Linked DNA regions of Homo sapiens: region 1 is linked to region 2. The links are chromatin loops, found by intact Hi-C in ENCODE. Cell type or tissue: thyroid gland. All regions are shown on one strand. Links, peaks and the distances in the headings refer to the core of each region. The heading gives the core; the rest is flanking DNA.

Region 1 (12,051 bases), core at 1,833-9,832, 330 kb before region 2:
GAATGATGGCAAGAGAATCAAGTGTTTTGCTTTCACTGATGGCTTTCTCAGTCACTGAAACTTTAGGGGAGAACGGATTCTTTCCCAGGAGGAAGAGGGTGAATTGAGATGTTTCCTTGTTTGGGGATGCCTGTGTTCTCGGGATGCCCTCCAAGCCAGCGCTGTCCAGTGGTCGTTATTGGGAGGGCGGCTCTACGCTGTGTCTATATGACACAGTACTGGAACCACGAGCCACGTGTGGCTGTTGAGTACTTGAATTGTGATTAGTGTGACTTAGGAACTAAATTTTAAATGTTACCTGGTTTGAGTAAATGAAGATAGCCACATGTAGTTAGTCACTACGGTATTGGACAGCACAACTGTAAGTACATTTACTTATCCTCTTTGTCTAGAGTTTTCTTTAAGATACGTATCACCTAGATATTTATGACAAAGTTCCTTTAAAACGATCATCTTTTAAAGATGCAAGACTCCAAATTAAAAATGATGAAAGACTCCTTCAAAAATATTCACGGCTTAGGTCACACTGTTCAGGATTATTCACTAATTTAGAAAATATTTGTTATGCTGTGATGTAGGCCCTGGCGATCCAGTGGGGATGTGACAGGCCCCATCTCTGCCCTCATGGGTGGTGATGGATACTGGACAGGTAACTGCAGTCAGGTGTGACCTTGGAGGGGACATACTGTGCATTGACTGAGGCACCAGATGGGGACTGAGCCTGTTTTGAAGGGTATTGGAAGTCCCCGGGGGCTGTGACGTTAGCACTGACACCTGAGGGTGAATAGGAGATGGCAGATAGTACTGTTCCAGGCAGAGGGAACAGCACTCATAGCAGGGTGGAGGTCTGGCTCTTGTGACAGTTTTTGGGTTATGTTCACTGGGCTACCAGAATTTAGGAGGCCTCATGGTTTTGCTTCTGAGATGGTGGAGACTAAAGGTGTGGTTCTGCCCTGCGGGGGTTGGTCGGCCCGGGATCCAGTCTTGACTCCTACCACTTCATTCTTTTATTCAGCAAATATTTAAGCACATTTTACGTGTGGGGCACCCTGCTGGGCTGTGGTGATGACAGTAGTGGCAGAAGCTGCTTCTGTCCTCATGGAACTCTGAGTTGTGTGGTGTGGTGGGTGAGCAGTCCCGTGGTGCCCACCGTGGCCTATAGCATTTCACACTCAGCTCGATGTCTGACTGGAAGGAAGTGGATGCCTCAGGCTGGGTGGTCAGGGAGGCTTGTTGGAGGAAGGACACCAGAGCTCATTGAGGGTGAGTAGAGCATCAGCTTGGGCATCTGAAGGCGAGATAACATCACCAAGGGCCTTGAATGTCAGACCTAGGAGTCCAGGTTATTATTTTTTTTTAGGGCTTATAAAACAAAATTAAGCTTTAAAAAACCCGTGTCCAGAGTGATTGGGGGAGCTCCTGTGATTTATTTTCCAGAAGTCTAGATTAGCTTTTTCAAGGTGTGTTTTTTCATCCAAGTTCAGGTCTGTAGGGAGAGTAGACAATGCTTTCCCCTCCTGAGCCCCGTTTTTGGCAGGAAAAGGGCCCCATGAAAAGCAGCTTAAGAACTGGAACTAGTGTTCTTATTTAAGATGTTAGTAAATTTTTGTACAAACAATTTTCTTTTAAAAGTTTTTTTAAGTTCTTGTGAGTAGATAATATATTCATATGGTTCAGAATTCCAAAAAAGCAGAGTAATTGGTGAAAACTCTTCCTCCTGTCTGTTTCTGGGGTCACTGGTCATTCCCCTCCCCATAGGCAACCAGTGTTAGCTGTTTCTTACGTATTCTAGAGATGGACTGTGCGTAGCCAGGCAAATATGGTCTCTTCTTACTCTTTTTGCCCTAAGTAGCCCATTTTATGTAACTCTACTATCAGTGCCTTTCAGACTGATACATATCTCAGAGCTGTTGGAAATGTTAGTATTAGAAATGCAGGCTTTGTTCTATTTTTTTAAATTTATTTTTATTTATTTTGAGACAGGGTCTCACTCTGTCCGCCAGGCTGGTGTGCATTTATTTGATCACAGCTCACTGCAATGTCCACCTTCTGGGCTCAAGCAATCCCACCTCAGCCTCCCAAGTAGCTAGGATGACAGGTGCATGCCACTATGCCTGGCTAATTTTTTTTTTTTTTTTTTTTTTAGTAGAGATACGGGGTCTTCCTATGTTGCCTAGGCTGGTCTTGAGCTCCTGGGCTCAAGCAGTCCTTCAACCTCAGCCTCCCAAAGTTTAGGGATTACAGATGTGAGCCACTATGCTCGGCCCAGGCTTTCTTTTAATTAATTAAGTCTTCTTTTTTAACGGTAAAATGTTTTGGTGCTGCATTTAGATAAATAACACAAAACAATTTTAATGTTTTCTCTATGTTATATAAATAGGAATAATTGAAGTTTTCTTGTTTTTTGTTTGAGACGGAGTCTTGCTCTGTCACTTAAGCTGAAGTGCAGTGGTGAGATTATAGCTCACTCTAGCCTCAAACTCCTGGGCTCAAGCCATCCTCCCACTTCAGCCTCCGCAGTAGCTTGGACTACAGGCACGCACCACCATGCCCAGATAATTTTTTATTATTTTTGTAGAGACAGGGTCTTGCTATGTTGCCTAGGCTTAAAGTTTTTTTAAAATTAATTCCATGTCATCTCAAAGAATATTAGAGGTTTTGCTACTGTCATCAAAATGCATGTCATGCAGCCAGCTCACACAGAAGTTGTGTTTATTGTTTCTCAATTCCTGGAATAGATTCTTAAAACTTCTGGTTTTTATTACCCACCTTAATAGTTGAAATAGAAATATCTGTAGGTTAGCAACCTACTTCAACACCAAGCAGATAAAGTTTCTTGATGGGTAGGACTTCTAAGAACATTTTCATTAACTCCAGACCTTTTCGTTAATTTAGTTAATTAATGTAGAGATTGTAAAACACTGAGTATGACTCAGAAATCCTTTAGAAAAGAAAGGGTAAAATCAGTGAAGTTCCTTCAGAAGAGTAGCTGAGTTCCCTGGCATTGCAGATCCAGTTGAGGGAGAGTGATGGGTACTTAGGAGGGGAGAAAAGACTGAGAATCAATAAACAAAGGATGGAGAGCAAAAATGATAATTAGATCTCTTTTAGGGGTAGAAAGATATGCTAATGGTGTATGTAGGAAATTTCTAGAAGGGAATCTCTAGAAATTGTTTTTCGGGGTTGAGCTAGAGATGTTTTGGGGGCTGTTTTTCATTTTATATTCTGAGGGTTTTTTTTCAAACAAAGCAAAAAACCATAAATGTATTTACTTTCATAGTGAAAAAAGAAAAACTAGTTAAAAAAATTCAAAACAAAACATTTTGGGGGTATATATGTTTTTGTATTGTTTTATTTTTATATTTGTGATTAAGAGAATCTGTTAAATGGTGAGAAGCAAAGTTTTAGTTAATTCCTGTTGCAAAACCTTTAGACCTCTAATGAGAATTATTTGAACAAAGTACAAATTACCCCTAAGAGGCGCCATCCAGAGATAGGAAAATGGATTGTGTTTTAGTGTGGCGTCTGATCATCACTTGCTTTGTCACAAGCTCCATTTTTAACATCATCTTTATATTAGAGGTTTCTTCATTGATTTGCTAGAAGCCACAAGACATGACAGCCAACTAATTTTTGAGTATTTTGAAATAATGTCAGATTTCCCTGTGTGAGCGTTGGGTACAAAATGTTACATGTCGATTGTCACATCCCTTTAGAAAAAAATACTTTCGAAAAGTTCTTCTTTAAAGTGCCCTTTTCTTTTCTAGCCTTTTAAGCTTATTTGTACACTAAATATATTTTGAACTAATAGTGAACCCATTTCACATTTTATCCTCAAATCATAAGGACCCTAACTGGAAACTGGAGCACTGGGAACCATTCCAGGTGTTACCACCTGGTGCTGAAGTTAATCACCTGGGCCAGTATATCCCCAGTGGGGGTGCCTTAAAAAAAAATCAGTTTCTTGGCCGGGCGCGGTGGGCTCACGCCTGTAATCCCTGCACTTTGGAAGGCTGAGTTGATGGATCATGAGGTCAGGATATCGAGACCGTCCTGGCCAACATGGTGAAACCCCGTCTCTACTAAAATACAAAAATTAGCCGGGTGTGATGGCGTGCACCTGTAGTCCCAGCCACTCAGGAGGCTGAGGCAGGAGAATTGCTTGAACCCAGAAGGTGGAGGTTGCAGTGAGCTGAGGTCGCGCCACTACATTCCAGCCTGGGCGACAGATCAAGACTCCATCTCAAAAAAAAAAAAAATTAGTTCCTTTAATTACTTAAACTAGTAGTTCATTCACATGGCTCAGAAAACTCAGAGGACAAAACCTGTAGAGAGAGCCTCCCTCCACCTAGCTCCTCCCAGGTAACCACTGGAAGTAGTGCTGTCTTCCAGGGTTTATCTGTATTCAGGCAGACGCTGTTGACTCTTAGTTCTCTCTTCCCCCTTCCTGCCTTTTTCTTCTTAACTGAGGTAGCATAGTGTACACACAGCTGCATACGTTTATTGTCTTCTTACAGTTGTCTACCATTCCATTATGTGACCTGTGCCATAATTGCTTTAATCCTCTCCCCACTGGTGGACATTTAGGTTATTTCCAGTCTTGTCTTCTCACAAACAGTGCTTTAATGAATAGCCTTGTAAAGTTATGCGGACAGGCAAATCTATGGAACAGATTCATAGAAATAGAATTAGTGGTTAAAAGGCATATGCATTTATAGTTTTGATCATAGCAAATTTTCCTTCAAGAGCCTGTGTGTTGGTAGAGTCTTAAAATGTGAAAGGCAGCACATATATTCTCCAGGTATACATTGCTAGATGTGTTGCAGATATTCTTTTTTTTTTTGAGACAGAGTCTTGCTTTGTCGCCCAGGCTGGAGTGCATTGGCACGATCTTGGCTCACTGCAGCCTCCACCTCTCAGATTCAAGTGATTCTGGTGCCTCAGCCTCCTGGGATTACAGGCATGCACTACCATGCCCCGCTAATTTTTGTATTTTTAGTAAAGGAGGGGTTTTGCCATGTTGGCCAGGCTGGCCTCGAACGCCTGACCTCAGGTGACCTGCCTGCCTTGGCCTCCCACAGTGCTGGGATTACAGGTGTGAACCACCATGCCCAGCCACGGATATTCTTTATCAGCATAGTCTATGATGAGTAACACTAAGGTTGTTCTTCAGCTTGTGATTCTCCATCATGTTGTGCTTCTCAGTTGTTTCTGAATTCTCTCATTTTATGGTGTACCTTTTTATTATTATTTTGAGTCAGGGTCTCACTCTGTCACCCAGGATGGAGTGCAGTGACGTGATCTTGACTCACTGTAGCCTCCATCTCCTGGGCTCAAGCAGTCCTCCCACCTCAGCCTCCTGAGCAGCTAGGACTATGGGCATGTGCCACCATGCCTGGCTAATTTTTGTACTTTTTTTTGTAGAGACCGGGTTTCGCTATGTTGCCCAGGCTGGTCTTGAACTACTGGACCCAAGCAGTCCCCCTGCCTCGGCTTCCCAAAGTGCCAGGATTATAGGTGTGAGCCAACATACCTGGTACTGGCATACTTTTTGGACTTAAGGCATTCATTTTCTGTTTGTGGCTCTCAAATAGCCCACACGCCTCCACGCGTTGTACATGGACTGGCACTTCCAAGTCTGCTTTCACGTCTGGAATATGCTCTTTCCCCCTTTCTTGACTTCTTGTTGCCGCCTGCCAGCTACATCTCACAGCATTTGGGGCAAAGGACCTGGTCTCTGGATGTCTGTTTGCTTGTTCTTACAATATGGCTGGGGAATCTGAGGTGGCTGGGAATCTGGGGTCTGGGGCTGCTTCTGCAAAGGCTAGCTCCTAGCTCAGCCCCCACATTCTTCTTCCTCCAGGACTGTTCTTGGCTGGAGAATCCTCTCCCTGTAAGCAGGGTGGATAGGCAGCTGACTGTAGCACCTCTCCGGGGTCTGGTGCCCCTCTCAGCTGTGGTGGTGGTAAACAACCCGTTTTTGCTCCCCTGTCCCAGATGATTGGGCTAACGTGCAGGGGCTGCTGGGTCATTACTGTGTTCTGGTGGCAGCTGGCTGCTATGACAGGCACCTTCCATTCCACCCTTGTCCCCACCCTTCAGGGCTGAGGGAAGCAGCACGCAAACCATGTTGAGGAAACTAACGTTGTCTTGGCTGTCTGGGAATGGCACTTCCCTGTGACTGCTAAGTGCACCAAATAAAAATAGACTTGGCTGCATTTCCAGGACAGTTTAGGGTCCCAGGTGACAAAGAACTTTGAATAAGGACTGTCTAGGGTTTTTTGTTTTTGTTTTTGTTTTGAGACAGAATCTTGCTCTGTCACCCAGGCTGGAGTGCAGTGGCGCGATCTCGGCTCACGGTAGCCTCTGCCTCCCGAGTTCAGCAATTCTCCGGTGTCACCCTCCTAGGTAGCTAGGATTACAGGCACCCACCACCACGCTCAGCTAATTTTTGTATTTTTAGTAGAGATGAGGTTTCACCATGTTGGCCAGACGGGTCTTGATCTCCTGACCTCAGGTGATCTTCCTGCCTGGGCTTCCTAAAATACTGGAATTACAGGCATGAGCTACTGTGCCTGGCCCTGTCTTGCTTGGGTTTTTTAAATGGAAGGTAAATAGTAATCATTCAGCGAAGCAGGATGTTTTTTGATACCTGATACAGAGTACAGCCATCAAGTGCATTTGAGAATGAATAAAAAAGCTAAAATTTTATAATCAATTATGCAAAAGTAGATTTTACCTTTTCCAGGTAGCACTCTTGAATATTGTATTAAGTGCATTTTGATAAATCAGTATTTCCCTTCTGATTCACATTACAGTTTCTAAGGTTCTGTAATTTTTATTGCAGTTAGTTTAACCTGATACCATAGCTTGATTTATTTCCCCTTAATTCAAACTTTGAAGTTCATCATGTTTCCATGTTAAATGAACTTACTAAGCACATTTCCGTGTAAAAGAGTCCCCCTGGATGGACCCTTCTGTGACATGAAGAATATTTGTCCTGTAATTTAGCTTTCAAATAAGAGGCAAACTCTGAGCAGAACTTCAGAGGGAAAGGACACTGAGAAAAGACAGTTCCAAAGAGGCAGGGACGGAAGACAGCAAGGCAGGCAGGCAAAGCTGGCTGCTCTGCCGTGGGGAGCTTCAAGGGAAAAACTTCAAGATGGCAGGAGCCCCTCGGTAGGTACGAATTCGATACAGTGGGAAGGGCGTCACTTTGGTAGGTATGTGGATCTGATACAGTAGGAAGAACCCCACTAGAATGTCGTATATGAAGAATGGACTTCTTGGGGAAGGTCGTTGTTAATGTCCACTTAAATATCGTTCATCATACAAAACACAGCATATGACAGGAAAACAAGAAAACCCAAATTCTAAGCTCTAGTATAAATGTAAGTGCTGTGTTGAGGGTTTTAAGACAATTCGGTTTATTAAACCCAAATTTAATAACCCGAGATTGTGTCACTGCACTCCAGCCTGGGCGACAGAGCAAGCCTGCCTACCGTAGTGAGGCCCTTCCCACCGTATGGAACTTGTACCTACCCTGGGGCTCCTGCCATCTTGGAGCTTTTCCCTTGAAGTTCCCCACAGCAGAGCAGCCATCTCTGCCTGCCTGTCTTGCTGTCTTCTGTCCCTGCCTCTTTGGAGTTGTCAGTGTCCTTTTCCTCTAAACTTCTGCTCAGAGCCTCTTATTTGAAGCCTTTCCTACTTTTGTTCACTGCCTTATTCCACTTGGCTGTAAAATATGACATACGTGTTAATTTAAGTTTGTGGCTTGGTGTCCATTGGCTGTCTTCCTCAATTAGAGTACAGTCCTCTGGGGAGGCCGACTTCTATTCTATCTCAAACCCAGCCGGTCCTGCACCGAGTGAGGGCCCCTGAGCAGTGACTCGCTTCCTTCTCCTGGGGAGGAGAGGGTGGGGGCTGCCGGCCGAGCTCTCTGGCTCTTCAGCAGATCAGTGATTCTGAGGAGGGGCAAGACTTACTCAAGATAAGATCACTGTTCAGAATGAAGTACAACCTCATTGTTCTGTTCTAATTAGGGATTGGTGTGTCTGCATAAAAGAAGCCTGAATTACGGAAGATTTTAGAAGGAGGTTGCTTTAATTATTTCCTAATAGTCATTGTAAAAAAAAAAAAAAAAGTTAGATGTCTTTTGGGAACTTGTTTAAATGCCTAGATAAAAATTACTTACGATGGCATAAATATTAATAAAACAGCTTTTCTCTTTCTTTTTTTTTTTTTTTTTTGGTATAGAGAGTTGTTCCATTATATTTATTTGCATAATCCCCAAGAACTTTCAAAGCAAAGTAACCTTTAATTCTACTAGAATTGCCACAGATCAGCAGGGATGAGTTTATTAGCAAGTCACTACCATTGATAAGTGGCGGCTGTTGAGCGCCTGCTCTGTACCAACCCTGGAGTGCCAGGTTCTTAAAGGCTTTGGCTGGTTCAGCCCTCATAGGTGCCTTGGGAGATGGGATTGGGACAGTGATAGTAATGACTAATATTTTTTGAGTCCTTACTGCATGCCAAGCTCAGTGCTAAATGCTGTATGGTTTAATTCTTTCATCAACGATCCTGCGAAGCAGGTGCTACTGTCCTTTATTTTATTTTATTTATTTATTTTTTTGGGACAGAGTTTTGCCCTTGTTGCCCAGGCTGGAGTGCAATGGCGCGATCTCGGCTCACTGCAACCTCCCAGTGATTCTCCTGCCTCAGCTTCCCGAGTAGCTGGGGTTATAGGCACCTGCCACCACGCCCAGCTAATTTTTTGTAATTTTCAGTATTTTTAGTAGAGACAGGGTTTCACCATGTTGGCTAGGCTGGTTTCGAACTCCTGACCATAGGTGACCCACCTGTCTGCCTCCCAAAGTGCTGGGATTACAGGCATGAGCCACTGCACCCAGCTGTCCTTCCATTTTAGAGCTAAGGAGGGGTACACAGGGAGGCAGTAGCTGTGGTGACAGCTGTGATCTGAACCAGGGCTTGGTTGAGTACTCTTCTCACTACACCAGACTGCACTTCCTGTGTCCGTAGTGTCTAATTAGTAATAGATCAGTAAACACACCGAGAGCGTAGTGTGGCCTCCAGGTCATTTAACAATAATAATAACAACACTGTGAATCCTTCCACCACTCTCTAGATTCCTCATCTCTAGGAGTGAACTTTTCCAGGATGCTTTGCCCTTGCTGGATCAAGTTTTTTGTATGTAGTTTTTTTCCTTCAAATTTTGTTTTAATTAACAAATAAAAATTGTATGTATTTATCATATACAACATGATGTTTTGAAATATCTATACATTGTGGATTGGCTAAATTGAGCCAATTAACATGTGCATTACCTCTTCCTGTGTCCGTTAACTTAGAAATTAAAAATTCTTTTTGGAGCCACAGTGGCACATGCCAGCAGTCTTGGCTACTTGGGAGGCTGAGGCAGGAGGATTGCTTGAGTCCAGGAGTTTAGGAGTTTGAGGCTACAGTGAGCCATGATCACACTTGTGAATGGCCACTGCACTCCAGCCTGGGCAACACAGACCCCATCTCTTAAAAAAAATTCCTTTTGGAAGTTTTTCGAGGGTAGGTAAATAGGTGAATAAAAATGTTTAGCTTTTGAAAGATTTAATAGAAGCATTTGAGTAGTCAGGGCTATAGTACAAGTCTGAGGATGTAGGGAAAAATCAGGTTTCTCCTATACTCCTTTATTCCTATACTCAGTGTCAACAGTCGACACAGAACACCTCTGGGACCAGATTTGTGGAGATGCCCCCAGCCACACACACACACCGAGTAGGCACTCGGTGCTGCAGCAGACGCCAGCTGACAGGCAGATGGTGTCAGATCCCACGGTTGAGGGCTCAGTCCTCAAGACTGCCCCCGCCCCCCACCATTTGCAAGCCCCAAGTTGTTTTACCTGTGCTTCTGACTGGCTATAAATGGGGTTCCCACAAGCCCCTCCTTGGGTTCAATTAATTTACTAGAGCGGTTGACAGAGCTCAAGGAAACATGTTTACTGGTTTTTTATTGTAAAGGATATTATGAAGGATACCACTGAATATCAGGTGATAGGGCAAGGCGTGTGAGAGGGCCATGTAGCCTTTTTGCCCCGTCCAGGTGTGCCACTCTTCAGGAACCTCCATGTGTTCAGCTATCTGGAAGCTCTCTGAACCCTGTACTTGTGAGTTTTTATGGAGGCTTCATTACATAGGCATGATTGATTAAACCATTGGCCGTTGGTGATCAACTTAAGCTTTAGTATCTCTCCCTTCCCTGGAAATTAAGGATGGGCTGAAAGTCCCAGTCCTCTAATCAGTCATGCCTTGGTCTTCCTGGTGACCAGCTCCTGTCCGAAGCTACCTAGGAGCTGCCAGCCATCAGTCAATTCGTGAGCATACGAAAAGACATTACTGGTTGGGTGTGGTGGCTCACACCTATAATCCCAGCAATTTGTGAGGCCGAGGCGGATGGATCACCTGAGGTTGGGAGTTCTAGACCATTCTGGCCAACATGGTGAAACCCCGTCTCTGCTGAAAATACAAAAAATTAGCCGGGTGTGGTGGTATGCGCCTGTAATCCCAGCTACTTGGGAGGCTGAGGCAGAAGAATTGTTTGAATCCGGGAAGTAGAGGCTGCAGTGAGCCAAGATCGTGCCACTGCACTCTAGCCTAGGCGACAGAGCCAAAAAAAAATAAAAATAAAAAAATAAAAAATAAAAATTCTATTTTGGAGATTCCAAGGATTTTAGGAGTTGTATGCCAGGAGACAGGGTGGAAGACCAAATACATAGTCACAGTATTACAAAAGTAATGCAAAAGACAATCTAAAGAAACCATGAAAAAAAAATCTAAAGAAAGGAGACCTTTTTCACAGGAAATAGGGATGTGAGAGAGAAATTAGGAGTGGGTGAGGAAGAGAAAATATGTGTGGGAGGGAAAGCAGAGAAGTATGAACACATCACAAAACAGCATCTGAACTCTTACATGCTTATTTCTTACACTACTGTTGCTCATCCTACATTATGCCATTTAATCTGTGTATCAATTCTAGGGTTGGGGTTCATTGATGCTGAGTTTGTAGCCAAAGAGTGAAATATACTTGGGTGGTCCCCTAAAAGGTAAAGAGGGCAATAGGAAAAAGTCTTAAAGAGAAAGATGACCCAGTGTAATATTTCTAGAGAATTCGTTATTGTTTCTGTTTTCAGAAAGTAGTAGTAAACATTAAGATTACTGCTTTATATCTTTGACTAGACAAGCAGCTTGTTGATACTGTGTATCCTCTATAATGTGAGCACTCATTCAGCACGTGGGTTTATTGAGTGCCTAGTACATACGAAGCATTTTATGCTAGGCACTGAGTAGATAAGCAAGACAGGATCCCTGCTTTCAGGGAGCTTACAGCCCCACGCACGTTATAACGTGAAATTGTTAGCATAATTTTAACGCATTGTGTCTGTAGGAGCATAAAAGAGTTCTTATTTCCAGGAGAAGGTGTGATAGACCAGTCCTGTCAGTACAAATAATCTGGGGCTCCAAGTGGAATTCAAAGAAGAAAATAAGGTATTATGGAAGAGGAGGCTGTAGAAAACCTGAAGAAAGGTGTGTTTTGTGGATACTTTGGCTGATGGCTTTGAAATTTTTTTCAGATGAGGCTGTTTTCAAATGTTATTGGCTGCACAGATTGATTTAGCCACCCACCTGGTGTTTGATTCTAGTAGTTCATTCCTTGCTTAAGGTGAAATGCTGATTTCTGATCATCATTATTAAGAATGGATCCTGGAACAGATGTAGGTACCATTTGTCTTTCAGTGTTTAGGAGTGATCCCCACCTAACAGTCTGCATGCAGACCACCGGCTTGGGTTTCCTAGTATAGAAGTGAATGTCCTCTGTACCTTGCTTGGTAAACAGTTGCCTTTCCTGAGGCTGGCTGAGTTTGGCTGTAACTTTCTCCTTCCTAAGTCCCTACTATTTTCCTCATTCCTCACTGGGTCTTCCCAGCCTCGTATGAGTGTGATAGAAATGGGGAAATGTGTAGCCTCTCTTTTCTCTCATTTC
Region 2 (10,294 bases), core at 319-8,318:
CACATTCAGGCAAACCAAATCTGTAACATTCAAGAAGATGCAGTGACTCTTCCGCATCTTAGAGCCACGGTGTCTGAGGTGGCTGGCATGGCTCCAACACGCTGGCTTCCCTGTCAGTGGATCATTTACAATATGGTGCATTTCAAATTACTGGTGAATTCACTGAATACTGGCTGTTTTTTTTTTTTTAGGGGTAATCTTATACATAAAATTTAGGAAAAGAAAGAGAAAAAAGCAAAAATGACAGAAATAACTCAAAAGTTCCTAAAATTTATGTGTATCTTTTCGTACCTGTGAACTCCTGAATAAGTATTTATATCTGACAGGTACAAATACAATAATTATATTTTTAAGTAAAACCTATTTAATAATATGAAGTATGGTGTTAAATACATGTATTAAAAGATAAGTAACTTCAGAAGTCTTCTGACTTTTTAATTGTAAAATAAGTGAAAACTGTTTTGTGCTTTTTTATTTACTGTATGCTTTTTTTTTTTTTTTTTTTTTTGAGATGGAGTCTCACTCTGCTGCCCAGGCTGGAGTGCAGTGGCGCCATCTCGGCTCACTGCAACCTCCGCCTCCTAGGTTCAAGCGATTCTCCTGCCTCAGCCTCCCCAGTAGCTGGGGTTACAGGCATGCGCTACCACGCCCGGCTAATTTTTGTATTTTTAGTAGAGGTGGGGTTTCGCCATGTTGGCCAGGCTGGTCTCAAACCCCTGACCTCAGGTGATCTACCCACCTCAGCCTCTCAAAGTGCTAGGATTACAGGCATGAGCCACCACGCCTGACCTACTGTACGCTTTTTACAAGCAGCGTGCTTTTCTTTTTCTTTTTTTTAAAGACAGGGTCTCACTCTGTCACCCAGGCTGGAGTGCAGTGGCATGATCACGGCTCATTGCAGCCTCAACTTCCTGGTCTCAAGTGATTCTCCTGCCTCAGCCTCCTGAATAGCTGAGACCACAGGCATGCCCCTCCACACCTGGCTAATTTTTTAATTTTTTGTAGAGATGGAGTCTCACTTAGTTGTCCAGGCTAGTCTAAAACTCCTGGGCTCAAGTGATCCTCCCACCTTGGCCTCCTGAGTAGCTGGACCCAAGGGCGCTTGCCACCACTCCCAGCTAAGTACTTTTCATATTAAAAAAAAAGAAGAAGAAAAAAGAAAAAAACCAACTCCACTTCTAATTTCACAACAGAAAAATTCTTCTAGTGCTATTACTCTACTTAATTCAATCCTGTGTTGTTGTTTTTTTAAATCAGAAACATGAATCTGTACCAACACTTTTTCTTAATTGGCTCCTTCCCCTACAGAAACACTTAGGTAGCGAGCTGCAGGAAACCTGCCTTTGTCCCTGTGTTGTGCACTATGTCTTGCCACACTTTAGACAAAACAAAGCTCCTTTAGAGAAACCCTGGCTGGAGGGAAGAAAAGTGTCCCGGCTGTCATTGCCATGGGAGTCTGGAGTTTCTGAGAGGGCAGCCCAGGTCACCAGAGTTTCCAGATTTAGTACCAACCGTGGAAACATGAAGGTGGCTGTAATCCAAGGTGAACTGGACTGCCAGAGGAATGTCAGCTTCGGACAGAAAATGGAGGATTCCTCATCTGGAGCCTGTCTCTATTGCCTGATTTTCAAAGAAACCAAGTTTTCATTTAACTTTAGCTAACCTTCTTTCAGAAAAGTTTAGTTATTAAAATACATTTAATGCTTGGTATTGTGAACATGCAGACGAAAGAAAATAAGATTACAAAATGAAATAAGAGCTAGAATTAAAAGCCGATGTATAGGAAATGTTCTCAACTGTGCAAGTGATTAACAGCCAGATGTTCCCCTACGATTCCAAACATGAGTCCCCAGTGCCAAGTTCCAGCCCCAACTCTGCTGGAGTCTCAGAGAAAATGTATAGTAACAAAAGCAGCCAAGACTTGTGTGGCGTCAGCTCTTATTTCTTCTTGAGTTTTTGTCCCGTGGATGTGAATCACTAAGAACACATGCATTCCTCAAGTTTTAGAAGATAAATAAGGTGGAAAAAAATAAATCTTAGGGATTTGCTTCAATTCTTATTTAAGCTTCATGGAATGCAAACATAGGAGGCTAAAGCAGAAATAAGTATTGCTTCAGTGATCATGAGTCCAGCCAGCTTAGTAAACAAAACAGGGGTTACCTTCCTAACCTTCTAAGTTCCCATTTACCTACAAGTCTGAGGGTTTTAATCTGCCAGGGTCCCTTGGCAAAAGGGTCAGAAGTCATTGTCACTCTCATCCAGGGGTTCAGATTTCCGGACCCTTCGATTGGGCTTGGTTGGTGAGAGAGAAATGCTCTCGTCTTCCAAATCGTCATCCTCGTCATCATCATCTTCCATGTCAATTTCACTCTCCTCCGAGTCCTCCTATAGGAAAAAAATGGCAGATGCAACGGGGGATCCTGCCTCATTCCTGACATCTTGTCCTAAGACTCTCTGCCTCCCTTTCTATAGCAGCATCCCTGTGTGAAGGAAGAGGCTGGCAGAGTGGCAAGCAGGCTGTGGGAGGGCATACAGATGGGACTGAGGCTATGTACTGCCAGCTGGAATTTATCATCCAACCAGAATCCTCCAAACTGCAGGTGCATCTGGGTGTGGTGCTGCAGGGGCTGGCTTTCCCGCAGCGTCTAAGAAGCACTCTGCATCTGCGCTGAGGGCCACTGGACCTAGAGACTCCCCCTACAGATGGCAAGAAGGACAGGGGCTTGGAGAGAGGGAAGGGAGGCCTGTTTTGGCTTTTTGTAGATTGTGGATGGAAAGCAACATAGACATTGGTATAAGGAGCAAAGTGAATCCCAGCTACTCCGGAGACTGAGGCAGAAGAATCGCTTGAACCTGGGAGGCAGAGGTGCAGTGAGCCGAGATTGCACCACTGCACTCCAAAGCAAGACTCCATCTCAAAAAAAAAAGAAAAAAAAGAAAAAAAGGGAGCAAAGTGAAAGACACACCCTCTCTCTCCTCATCGGATCCAGGGCTCCAGGGTGACCAACTCAGCCCAGCTTTAAAACGGCAGTTCCTGCGTCCCATGTAAACCAGGATGGCTGGTCGTTCTATCTAGATCATTCCTGTCGGTGCACACTCATGCTGTAATTTCCTTCTTGAAAAAAAACCCCAAAGGTAATCCCACCTTCCTCTCCAGCTGCTCTGCCCTGTCTCTCTCCCCTCACACAAAGCTCCTGAGCGAGTCGTTGAACTCACTGTCCACACCTGTGCCCCTCACGACTGCTTCAGTTCCCCCGGGCTCTCACCTACTGACCCCAGCACTGCTCCTGTCAAGAAGGAAACATTCAACGGACTGGGATCGATTCTCAGGCCTCATCCTGCTTGAGCTGTGGAATCACCCCTTCATCCTTAAAACCCATCTTCTCCATCCCCCAGGGCCCCTTCTCTAGTCCAGGTCCCCCTTCCTCACTGCTGACGCCCCTCAGCCTCCTCTGCCTGCCCCTTCCTCCCGGACCTCTGCAGGGCAGATGCAGCTCAGGACCTTGGGTCGCCTCTCTTCTCATTCTACTTGCTCTCCCTAGGCAGTCACATCTATCCTTGTGGCTTAGATACCAACCAAATAAGGGTGGCTCCCAAAATTCAATCTCTAGCCCAGACGTGGCCCTTGAACTCCAGACTTAAATTCCACCTGGCTACTCAACCCTAGCATGTGGCTGTCACATTCAGAATGTCCAAAATCAAACTTTCGATCTGCCTTCCAAGCCCCTTTGTCAAGTCGGCCCCATCTCAGAAAATGAAACTCTGCTTTCTGCTGATTAGACCAAGCCCAGGCACCCTCATTTTTCTCTTTCTCTAACAGCCTATGTCCAATCAATTCACAAAACCTGATGGTTCTTAGAGAGACCCAGGACCTGACCATTTCTCAACACCTCTGCTGCCACACCTTCGGCCAAGCACCGTCACCTCTGACCTCCACGGGTGCAGGCGCCTCCTAACTGGCTTCTCTCAAACAGGGATCATCAGCTCTTGACCCTTCTGGGCTCATGATTCTTCAGGGCCTTCCCCTCACACTCAGAGAAAACAGAGTCTTCATCTCACCCTGCAAAGCTCTGCATGGCCCCTGCTGCCTCTCGCACTCACCCACAATCACACCAGCTGCCTCTGCTCCTCGATGCGAGGAGTGCATTCCACATGCCCAGGTGCCGCCAACCCATGCGCTCGCTCCCTCCACTCAGGCCCTGCTCAAACACCACCACGTCAGGGGCCTTCACTGACCTCGCAGAAGACGCCACCCCCTCCTTGTTCCCTGTCACTCCCTGTCCCCTGAAGCTGTTATTCCTCCTGTTAACACCATGAGCCCTGATCCGACAATCCATCATTATTGCTGGGGTGTGAGCCATGAAGCAGGGGCTTGCCTCTGCCCCTGCTGCGTTCCCCATAATCCACGACAGCACTGGCATGTGGCAGGCACTCAACAGACACGTGTTGGATGCCTGAACACGTAAAGCATGGAACCCTGTGCCTGGAGGGCGGCATGGACACAGCCTCCTTGAAATAAACAAGTGACCACCAGGCATAAAGCTCAGCTGCGACTAATGCATTCGCTCTGAGGAGAGAGAAGGCAAACCCTGGAGAAGAGGCAGGCGGTGCTGCCTCAGCATTGCCAGCACCCACGCCACACTCCCTCTGCTTCTGTCTTGGGTGGGCAAGACGGAGAGACGCTGTATACCATCCACACCCGAGCTTGTTAGGAAAATTATTTTCCAGTTGCTCTCTCTGCTTCTCTACAGACTGTGCCCTGTAAATTCAGGGCACATGGAGGCAGCCTGGGGTCAGTCTCTGTTGAGTCGCCCTTTGCTGTGTGGGCCGAGCAGCACTGCCAGGGACGCAACAAAGAACGTAGGCTTGAGCAATGGGCGGCAGAGCCCTGATGACTGGACCTCACTGAGGACCCCTAGAATCCCCTTTTGCTTAAGTGCTCCAGGGAGTTATCCACTCAGTAAAGCTCAAGGCAGCTTATGTCTCAGCCTCATGCCTGGCACCTCGAGGGCCTGGTCTGGGGACAGTGCTGCTTCACCATTCCGTCCCCAGCACAGAACAGGGAGGGGGGTTGGTCCTGAGCCCGGCCCTCGGCGTCCTCCTTCATTTCTAGGTGGCGGCCCAGGGCCTGAGGATGGCCCGGCCTGAGCTTTCCCCGCCTCCAGGCTCCGTGCCTGCGCCTCCACTTTAGCACAGGGGCCTTCAGTGATCCCGCTGTCACCACAGGATCTCTTTTGAGTGGCCTTTTTGCCCAGGAGAGAGGAAGCATCACTCCTAGGGAGAGGCCCCTGGCTGGCCCCGGGAGGGCTGACAGACACCCACAAACACATGAGGCAGAACAGAAAACCAACCTGCTTCTTGGAGCTGGAAGTCTTGCATTTACCTAAGAGAGCTGGTGCTGCTTCCATCTTTGGAAAGCGAGAATGGAAAGAACAGTGAGAAGGCAAAAAAAGCAGAGCAAGCACATTCACTTGAAAAGAGATGAGCCATCCACGAGCAACGAAGAGTCCAGAGCCTCATGAGGCCAAACCCTGCCACGCATCGAGGCACGGCCGGGCTGACCATAGACGGCTCCCTGGCTGCTGACAGCAACTCAGCCACTCCCATCTATGGGGACAGCCAAACCCAGAGTGCACAGAACCACTGAGGGGAGCGGGGGACTTACATTGTCATCGGAGTCTCCACCTTGCATCGTGCCCACAATGCGTTTGCCAGGTCTTCCTGAGAACAACAAAAGCATGAAGAAGTCATAAAAATCTTGGAAAATAAAGCAGGAAATAGCATTCAAGATTTGTTTTCTGGCCAGGCATGTTGGCTTTTGCGTATAATCCCAGGAATTTGGGAGGCTGAGACAGGAGGCCAGGAGTTTGAGGCCAGCCTGGGCAACATAATGAAACCTCATTTCTACAGAAATTTTTTTAAACATTAGCCAGGTATGGTGGTTCACACCTGTAGTCTCAGCTACTCGGGAGGCTGAGGCAGGAGACTCGCTTGAAACCAGGAAGCAGAGGTTGCAGTGAGCTGAGATCGTGCCACTGCACTCTAGCGTGAACGACAGAATGAGATTCTGTCTCCAAAAAAAAAAAAAAAAAAAAAAAAAAAAGCAACTGTGCTCCAAACATTAACAGGTGGTAGATAAGAAATGTTTTTAAAGGCAAATATAGGAGAATTTTATAGTATTAAAATAAAAATTTATGGAACCTTTGACCTAAGAATTTGACTTTTAATGATGCAACCTAAAGATATGCAGACATGCAGAAAGATGTATATACAAGGAAAAGAGGGGAAATATCAATGCGAGAACGCCCAGTAAATCATGGGTACAGTCCTGCTAGGAATATGACATAGCCATTAAAAAGTAGGGGGCAGGCCAGGAGTGGTGGCTCAGGCCTGTAATCCCAGCACTTTGGGAGGCCGAGGCGGGTGGATCACCTGAGGTTGGGAGTTCGAGACCAGCCTGGCCAACATGGTGAAACCCCGTCTCTACTAAAAATACAAAAATTAGCTGGGTGTGGTGGCACGGGCCTGTAACCCCAGCTACTTGGGATTGCAGGAGAATTGCTCCCTCCGGGAAGCAGAGGTTGCAGTGAGCCAAGATCATGCCATTGCACTCCAACCTGGGGACCAAGAGCGAGACTTTGTCTCAAAAAGAAAAAAAAAAAAAATTAGGGGGCAGATCTATTGCTGACAGAGGAAGAGTTCCAATTGTACTTAATTTTTAAAAACAAAAGCAAGTTGCAGAACCATACATACCGTCTGGTTGCACTCAGGTTAAATTTTTTTCAGGTGATCTTTGTATGTGTATGTGTGTGCGTATGTATATGTACAGAAAGGTAATCTGTAAAGACACACCCACCCTGGCCACTAGCCATGAGCCCTCCCAGGTGGGAGTGGGACATGAGGAAGACCCCAGGAGAGAATTCACATTTGCTCTACAAATTTTGTTGCCTGAGTCTTTTTTTGTTTTAACTCTTTTTTTTTTTTTGAGACGGAGTCTCACTCTGTCGCCCAGGCTGGAGTGCAGTGGCGTGATCTCGGCTCACTGCAAGCTCCGCCTCCTGGGTTCACACCATTCTCCTGTCTCAGCCTCCCGAGTAGCTGGGACTATGGGCGCCCGCCATTGCGCCCAACTAATTTTTTTTTTATTTTTAGTAGAGACGGGGTTTCACCGTGTTAGCCAGGATGGTCTCGATCTCTTGACCTCGTGATCCACCCGCCTTGGCCTCCCAAAGTGCTGGGATTACAGGCGTGAGCCACCGCGCCTGGCTTAACTTAGTTTTAAGAGCCCCTCTATGTTGCCCGGGCCGGAATGCAGTGGATATTCACGGACACAATCATCACATACTACAGCTCCGAGCTCCTAGGCTCAAATGATCCTTCTGCCTCAGCCTCCTGAGTAGCTGGGAATAAGGTGTGCACCACTGCGCTGAGCTTTGTTGCTTGAATCTTTTGTGATGAGTAAAGGAATTAGAAGAACTTTTTTTAAGGCAGAGATGCTCATTTAAGTCCCTTTCTGCATTAATTCTCAGGCTATTAAGTATATCACTGCACTGAGAGTGGCAGAGGCAATGTGTTCTTGTGGCTGTGAGAAATACCAAGCCATAAATATGAACCATCCAGTCTTGGGATCACAGACAAGGAGCAAACATGACCACTGAGCAGTTCAAGAGCCATAAACAACAGGACAGGATAAACCTGAGCAAGAGCTGCTTCTAGGGGCCATTCGCAGCACGCTTGTGGGCCTCAATACTAAGCAGCCTGCCCCAGTCCTGGCCAGGTGTTCTGTGAAACAGGGCGCAGGGAGGAAGTCCAGCGAAAGACGCCGGGGTACCTTGCATGAGCATCTCCATGGCTGTCTGTGGCTTGGGCAGCCGCCTTTCTTCCAACTCACTGTCGGATTCATCGTCCTCCTGGATGTCTATGTCCGAGTCATCGTTACCTAGCAGGAACACAAGCAGGCAAAACAAAGGAGTGGCTTCATGATCACAACGAAACAGCTCTGCCCAGTAAGGTCTGTGTGCAAAAGTCATTTGTTCATTTCTTATTCTATCCAGGAAATTAAGACATTAAATCCTTATCCCATGCAATGCAAATCAAATTATATAATCAATTTTAAAATAAAATTAATACATGTACCTCAGGCTCAATAAGATTTCTTCTTACAACTCAAACCAATACAGACCTGAGAAGTGAGCAGGTAAACTAAAGTCAATTGCTATTATATGATTTCAATGTGTCTCCGAAAAGCCTGTGTTGGAAACTTAAATCCCAATGCAACAGTGTTGGGAGGTGGGGCATACTGGGAGGTGTTTAGGTCATGAGGGCTCCGCCTTGAAGAATGGATTAATGCTGGTTATAAAAGGGCTTGAGGCTGTGAGTTTGATCTCTTGCTCTCTCTCGCCCTCTCTTTGCCCTTCTGCCATGGGATGGTGCGGCAAGATGCAGCTCCTTGATCTTGGGCTTGCTCCTAGAACTGTGGCTCATTAAATTTCAGACAAGTAAGTTTCTGATTATAATGATAATAATATAACCTAATACTAATATATTATATATGTTATATAATTGTCATATATTATTATATATAATAATATATAACTATATAACATATATAATTATAAATATAAATTTATAAATTATAAATTATATTATAAAATATATATTATATAATATATTATATAATATATTATATTATAATATATATATAATAATATAATATATATTATATAATATATAATAATATAATATATATTATATAATATATAATATATAATAATATATATAATATATAATATTATATAATATATAATATATAATATATAATAATATATAATATATAATAATATATAATATATAATAATATATAATATATAATAATATATAATATATAATATTATATAATATATAATATATAATAATATATAATATTATATAATATATAATATATAATAATATATAATATATAATAATATATAACATATAATAATATATAATTATATAATATATATAATATAATATAATTATATAATATATAATATAATATATATTATATATAATAATATATAATATAATATATATTATATATAATAATATATATGACATATATATATAAACTACACACACACACACACACATACAAAACTGGCCCTCTGTATCCATGGATTTCACATCCATGGGTTCAGCCAACCATGGATCTGAATTATTTGGAAAAAAAATCTACAAAGTTCAAAAAAGATCTACAAAGTTCCAAAAAGCAAAACTTGAATTTGCCACATACCAAGTACTATGTTGAATCCATGTGAATGAAGTGATGTATAGGCATTATGTTAGGTATTTTATGTAATCTAGAGATGACTTAAAGTATATGGGAGGATGTGCATAGGTTACATGAAAAGGACTTGAACATCTGTGGATTTTGGTATCCACAGGTGGGTTCTGGCACCAGTTCTTCGCAGATATTGAGGGATGACTGCATGTATCCATATATACAATGCTGTATATATTTTATGTAAAATATATAATTACCCAGTCTCAGGTATTCTGTTACAGCAGCACAAAACAGACTAAGACATTAATGCATGCTGACACTGAAACCACTGAGCTGACAGTGACAATTAAAATTAATGGCTGACAACATGCGAGTATAACTCAATGGGGAAATAATAGTCTTTTCCACAAATGATAATAGGACAACCGAATAGCCACATGCAAAAGAATGAAGTTGGACCCCCTGTCTCACACCATATACAAAAATTAACTCAAAGTGGATCAGAGACCTAAATGTAAGAGCTAAAACTATAGAACTCCTAGAAGAAAACACAAAGGTAAATCTTGGTGAATAAAGCAAGATCAGAATGGCAGGTCTTAGCATCCTGGCCCGGGGACAGCATGGGATGCAAGCAACAAACCAGGGCTCCTAGCTGAGCTGGGCCTCTCGCAAGGGACAAACCCCATGCAGGCTGATCACTGAGGGCTGCTTCACATGCTCCTGGCTGACATGGAACTAAAAAGGGGAGGGCTGCTTTGGCTAGACAGGCCCTTCAAATTTCCTAACCTTGTTCCTGGAGGATTTCCCAGCAGTCCCTATCCTTCCTCCAAAGTTTCCTGAGATTCAGACGAGAGAGTCACAGAACAGGTGCAAAATGAGAGAGATACAAGGGAAATGGCAAAGAAAGAGAAAGAGAGAGAGAGAGAGTGTGTGTGGGAGCATGTGTGTGGGCCTGATGCCTCAAGTATGCTGCCCTCAACATGAGAGTGAATAGAATATTTCACCCTGAAGAAAAGAAAGGGCAACCAG

What was found. Peaks named below come from ENCODE experiments on the same cell type or tissue, not always from the same donor. Only the 100,000 strongest peaks of a DNase experiment are listed, where the experiment ranks them.
Region 1: it touches region 2 in a loop (2.6-fold over the local background); 15 of 110 quality-filtered maps call a loop at or near these places.

What each region holds. Positions count from the first base shown.
Region 1 is chr16:3,857,851-3,869,901 of GRCh38, reverse strand. All of the region lies in intron 1 of CREBBP (CREB binding lysine acetyltransferase), which reads left to right. Among named protein-coding and RNA genes, the nearest start is that of CREBBP, 17 kb to the left of the region's middle. RefSeq lists a silencer at 9,831-10,015. In thyroid gland, for the core only: a CTCF peak has its summit at 6,055; no DNase peak of the experiment used is centred there; H3K27ac peaks cover 567 bases.
Region 2 is chr16:3,528,213-3,538,506 of GRCh38, reverse strand. It overlaps CLUAP1 (clusterin associated protein 1), which reads right to left. Exons shown (of 12, transcript NM_015041.3): 10 at 7,832-7,939; 11 at 5,666-5,721; 12 at 1-2,385. The coding sequence ends at 2,236. Among named protein-coding and RNA genes, the nearest start is that of CLUAP1, 32 kb to the right of the region's middle. RefSeq lists an enhancer at 7,302-7,802. In thyroid gland, for the core only: no CTCF peak of the experiment used is centred there; no DNase peak of the experiment used is centred there; H3K27ac peaks cover 3,085 bases.